Regions from separate parts of the Homo sapiens genome. Here region 1 is linked to region 2. The links are chromatin contacts, found by Hi-C or POLR2A ChIA-PET in ENCODE. All regions are on one chromosome and are shown on one strand. The core of a region is the stretch at or near the end of the contact, and the rest is flanking DNA. Distances in the headings are between cores, read along the strand shown.

Evidence for each region. A loop is a pair of places that touch in the nucleus more often than their neighbours do. ChIA-PET counts read pairs that join two places held with the same protein, here RNA polymerase II (POLR2A). Pooled maps may share reads with other maps.
Region 1: POLR2A ChIA-PET joins it to region 2 with 11 read pairs in activated CD4-positive, alpha-beta T cell. The contact joins the promoter of DYRK4 here to the enhancer-like site in region 2. A Hi-C loop is called at or near these places in 2 of 50 pooled maps. POLR2A ChIA-PET finds 5 or more read pairs at or near these places in 2 of 52 experiments (activated CD4-positive, alpha-beta T cell and activated CD8-positive, alpha-beta memory T cell).

The regions. Positions count from the first base shown.
Region 1 is chr12:4,560,939-4,563,720 of GRCh38, reverse strand. DYRK4 (dual specificity tyrosine phosphorylation regulated kinase 4) reads right to left here and starts at 1,513. Exons shown (of 15, transcript NM_001394779.1): 1 at 1,438-1,513. The coding sequence starts at 1,475. RefSeq lists a silencer at 1,384-1,678.
Region 2 is chr12:4,437,944-4,440,737 of GRCh38, reverse strand. The region is part of intron 2 of FGF6 (fibroblast growth factor 6); the gene reads left to right. Among named protein-coding and RNA genes, the nearest start is that of FGF6, 6.5 kb to the left of the region's middle. RefSeq lists an enhancer at 1-492. Within about 2 kb of position 1,342, at least 2 of the 41 ENCODE cell types and tissues checked have a DNase peak (open chromatin) inside an H3K27ac peak, as active enhancers do.

The sequences.
Region 1 (2,782 bases), core at 264-2,763, 120 kb before region 2:
CAGGCATTCTGTGAAGTTTTTTCAAACCTCTCTTCATGTGATGGCACACCCAGGCCTGACAGAGAGAGCCTGCCTTGTGGTTGTTCCTATTTTCCAGTTCTTTGTGATCTCAAAGTAGCTACAGTTTCTAGAGTCTGGATTATGTTCTACTCATTGCTAAGTCAGGCAGCACGACCATATTCTTTGATGTGGTCATTGCATTTCTATGAATGCAGCCTCCACCAGCATTTGCTCTTTGGGGAGCCATCACAACACACTCACGATGGGCTTAGAGTCAGCTAAAACCACTAAATCCCAGCACTGGGTCCTCCACACGCTTGAGGACTATGCATTCTAGCCAAGTTGCAGGCAACAATATGTGGAGTTGGAGAGGGCAAAGTCAGGGAAGAGTGGCTGGCATATTGCTAGAGAGTCCCTTCCGATTTACCTCTGCTTTCTCCATAAGGACCAAAACAAACAAGAGAAACAACAGATTTAAGTAACAGAAACAATAAGGTAGAGTGCATGTTTGAAGAATTTCTTCGAACTCCTAGGTTTTACATACCGACCACATGTAGGTGATCAAATCGCTCAAGCAAGACAAAGGACATTTTCATTTGTTGTTTCCACGGTTTGAACTTTTCCACTAAATGGCCTCCTGCTTTTGCCGAGTCTCCACTTAAGCCTGGACAGTGAAGCTTGAATTAATATTGGTGATGCTGTCCGTTGCTTAAGACATGTCAGAGGGGTCACGGTTTTCCTAAGCTTTGAGGGGCTGCTGGACATTTCAAATGCAGCAAATGTCACAGAATAGCCTTTAAAAACCCTCAAATTGTGCATTGTTCATCTCTTTTTTAAGGAAAGATTTGCTAATATTGGGAATTTCCTGAGTGGCAGCTCTGGGTGTGTGATCTACACACACCTTCGCGCGCTTTTGTGTCAGGGGCTGGGCCCTGGTTGAGCACAGAGGTGCCCGGGCATATGGGCTGGGTGGGAACATGAGTAATGCCTGCCAGAGCCTCATCCACGCGAGGCGTGTGGTCGTGGACCCACTTACGACTACCAAGAGGACATGCAGTAAAGAAGAGAAAGAAAGGGAGGAAGAAAGTCTGGCGTCCCAGTGAGGGCTGGAAGCACAGTTCCAGGATAGGTCTGCTGAGTTCCTCAGAACCCCTCGCTCCCTGTCCTGCACTCAGCTGGAGTCGCCGATGCGACAGCATCTTAACATGGAAGTATACTGACGTCGGATTCCGGGGATGCAGCTGCTGCAAAAACTACAACTGTATTTTCTTGTCCGCGCACCACAGCCCGCCTCTCTCTGACCCACATTCCCCGGTCAGCTCTTGCATTCTGCACGCTTTTCATTCTCCCCCCACGACCCCGTCGACCAGAAGCTTCGTCGCCTGCCTCGTACTCGCGCCTGACTGCTCGTGAAGTACGAGCCTCCGCGGCCCTTACTTTGTTCCGGTGCGGATAGGCGGCGGGAGGAGCTGCATGAGGCCGGCGCTGACCGCCCGCCGCTGCGGGAGGCTGTGAGAGCCCGGCAGAGGGCAAGGGACGGCCACGCCCTCCTCCCGTCGCTATAGAAACGGCTCCCGCCCTTTTTATGACTCCAGAGCTGGAAGGGCTTTCTCAGGCTGTGGTCCCAAACCACCTTGCAGAGTAGCAGCCTGAAGAACATACTCCTCGTCCTCCTACTCGCATTCTCTTGCCCCAGTTCTTTAAAGTATAGGGCAAGAATTGAACAAAATCCCAGCATAAAGAACTTAAAGTTGGTTGCCCAGACCGGACACATGAAATTATCCCTACTCTCTCCCCTTCTTCAAGCGAAGCATGTGGTTATCAGAATTACATCACAGAAGTTCTGGCCGGGCGCGGTGGTTTTACACCTGCAATCCCAGCACTTTGGGAGGCCTAGGCAGACCACTTGAGGTCTGGAGTTCGAGACCAAACTGCTCAAAGTAGTGAGACCCCCCCGCCCCTGTCTCTATTTAGACATTTTTTTCTGTAATCCCAGCACTTTGAGAGGCCAAGGCGGGTGGATCACGAGGCCAAGAGATCAAGACCATCCTGGCCAACATGGTGAAACCCCGTCTCTACTAAAAATACAAAAATAAGCGGGGCGTGGTGGTGCGTGCCTGTAGTCCCAGCTACTTGGGAGGCTGAGGCAGGAGAATCGCTGGAACCCGGGAGGCGGAGGTTGCAGTGAGCCGAGATCGCGCCACTGCACTCCAGCCTGGCGACAGAACGAGACTGCATCTCAAAAAAAAAAAAAAAAAAGAAAAAAAGAAAAAGAAAAAGAAAAAAAGTAAGTACATAGCAAAAGTTCTGGGTAAAATCCATATATCAGCTGAACACTTTTTGAGTGCTTACTCTGCACCAGATTGTAGAAAGCATGAAAAGGGAAATTTGTAATTGAGTGGCAGTAGGTTGACCTGGAGGTGCACAGTCTGGTCCAGGCAGAAAAGACATTCAAATGAAGCTTTCTGAAAGAGCTGAGTTGAATCTGAGTCTTCAAGGACAGGCAGTAGTTGTCTACGTAAAGGAGGCAAGTCCTATTCTGAAGGCCAGAGCCATAGAAAAGCTTGGTACCATTGTGCCAGCACCCAGTTTAGTGGGGCAGGGATCAAAGTTGCACGTGGGCAGAGACAAGGTTGAAGCAGCAGGAAAGGGGGAGTCAGACACCAAGTAGGCTATGAACTCGACCAGGGTAAGGTGTGTATGTGCAGACTGCAGAGGGGTGTTCATGCTGACTTTATTTTATAAAACCCTCTGTGGCAATAACAATGGAAGTAGGCCCGAG
Region 2 (2,794 bases), core at 93-2,592:
TATGCAGGGCCTGAGGCTCTGCATACAAATCCCCGCCTGCTACAAAGAGCTGCACTGGAGTGAGAAGAATGAAACACCTGATGAAAACACTTTCCAACATTCCTAAATCAACAGTTCAATTGTGTGCTAGGAAAAAGGGTTGGAAAATGCAGGCATCTTCAGAGCTGATGATATTTCAGCTAAAGACAGGAAAAGAAGCAGTCAGGGGCTACAGAAGAAAGTCTTAGGACAAAGAATTGGTTTATTTTTCCTTCTTGCCCACATCCTTCCACCCCATCCTTCTCCATCCAACACACACTGCCAGGAGGAACAGGGACAAATGGCCCCAGCGGTCACAGGGTGAAGATGTTTAAAAGCAGGATTAGATCCTCGTTGGTCCAAGTGACTTAGCTCTAAAGGCGAGAGGGTGGCTGTCTTGTCCACCTCACACTTTGGAGGCACCTCTACCCCATGGATATGCTTGCTCCTCTGAGAAATGCCCTTCTCCATAGTGAGTGCCAAATGCACATAAGTCTGAATAGACCTACATCAAATTGAAGATATTTTCATGCTGGGGCTTGAGCCTGGCAGGCCCAGGAAATGTGACCCAGTGGAATGATTTTCATTTATTCAAGTAATCATATACAGTAGCTGCTTTTATGAACATGGCGTTCACTTGGCTCGAGTGCGTTCTTCACCAGAGCTGAGGGGCCAACATTCCCAAGCCATGAGAACTCAAAGCTCAGGGCTCTGATGAAGATGAATTAAGGGGCTGGGTCTTGAGCATCACTCTGGGCATCGGGAAAATCCCATCAGCCTGAAGCATTCAGAAAAAATGCACTATCTCTCCTTCATGCCACAGGCCTCCTGGCCTTCCAAACCCCACAGATGTGGGTGCTGAGGGCGGAGGAGAGAGAGCAGCAAGGGGAAGGTTAGGGCTTCTAACACAAGCTTCCTCTACTAGTTGTCTTTTTTCACTTTAGTTTTGTACAGGATTCTGGGGAAGGCCAGGGATATGAGACAGGCTAGAGAAAAGGGCAGAATGGAAAGAAAAAAAAGTAGTAAACTTGAAAAAAAAATAGAAACAGAAAAAAAAAAAGTGTGTATGTTGAGGGGGAGTGGATTTGAATGATCCAAAATCGAATGACCAGAGAAGCAAAGTACAATCTACGCATCCATGGTCATGCATGCTTAAACAATCATGTTTTAGGAGATCCAGATGTTTAGGAGAGGCTGGGTTCTCAAATGGGCACATTCTAGGCACGGGGAAGTGGGCAATGGCTTGAGAGTTTCTTGTCCAAGTCACTCAGTTCCTCCCACTTCCCCTTCCTCCACCTCAAGATTTCATTTCCTCACTAGAGCTTGCAAACAACACACGAAACCTCTCCCTTAACCACCATCCAGATCAGAAATAAATTCTCTGGAACTGACTGGGCGGGTTACTCTCCAGGGACATACAAAGTTAGAACAGGGGGGAGGCTGGTGGGTGGAGAGGGGCCGTGACCCAACAAGAAGGAGACCACCAGTTTCTGATCAAAATGTTTTCTCGCTTCGTTTCCTGGCCCATTTGCTACCCTAAATTCCCTTCCCACTTTAAATAATTTACGTACTTGACTAGGTAACACAGGAACATGTTTTAAGGAGAAAAAAGTATCAAAGAATATTCTATGGAAAGTCTCACTCCCACCATTGTCTTGAAGCCACTGAGTTCCTCCCTAGAGGCAGCCCCAGTTACCAGTGTTTCATTCCAGTATATCGTTCCAGAAATAGCTAACGCACACGTGCACGCACCGGTATCATCTTTTTTAAAAAATCACACAAACAAGAGCGTACTATGCCAACACTTTTTCAAACCTTGTGTCTTCACTTAGCAATGTATCTTTGAGGCCATTTCATGTCATTACAGAGAGGCTTCTTATCTTTTCAAGGCTTATAGAATTCCATCATGTGGATCTACCATAATTGAGTTAGTTACTCCTCTTTTTTTTTTTTTTTTTTTTTTTTTTTGAGATAGAGTCTCGCTCTGTCACCAGGCTGGAGTGCGGTCTTGGCCCACTGCAATCTCCACCTCCCCGGTCCAAGAGATTCCCCTGCCTTAGCCTCCCAAGTAGCTGGGACTACAGGCATGCACCACCATGCCCAGCTAATTTTTTGTATTTTGGTAGAGATGCGGTTTCACCATGTTGACCAGGATGGTCTCAATCTCCTGACCTCGTGATCCACCCACCTTGGCCTCCCAAAGTGCTGGGATTACAGGCATGAGCCACCTCAGCTACTCCTCTCTTAATAGATACATTGTTTTTGGTCTTTTGTTATTTAATGCTGTAGTAACTTTTGTGCGTGTGTGGGAATATATCAGTAAGATAAATTTCTAGGAGTGGAATTGCTGATCAGTTGCTATATTCATCCTTTATTCTGGTAGATGCTGCCAAATTGCTCTTTATAGAGATTATAACAGTATACACATCAGAGGACATTAAATGAGAATTCCTAGTTTCTGTGCCCTCACTAATGAGAGCATAGTGTCAAACGCTTTTCTCTTTGAAATCTGGCCACTAAAAATGGGATCTCACAGTTATAACTTACATTTCTCTTATTAGGCATATTCTCTTCTGCTCAAATGCCATTGATAGTTCTTTTCCTGGGAATTTTCTGTTTTATAAATGCTGTTCATTCTCCAGTGAGTTTAGGGTTCTGAATATAGTAACAAAATGTATTCTTTGACATATGTGTATTGTATGTATTTTCATCCAGTTTACCATTTCTGTTCTTCTTTTAAGGTAATATTTTTCAAGTAGAAGACAATTTATTACTT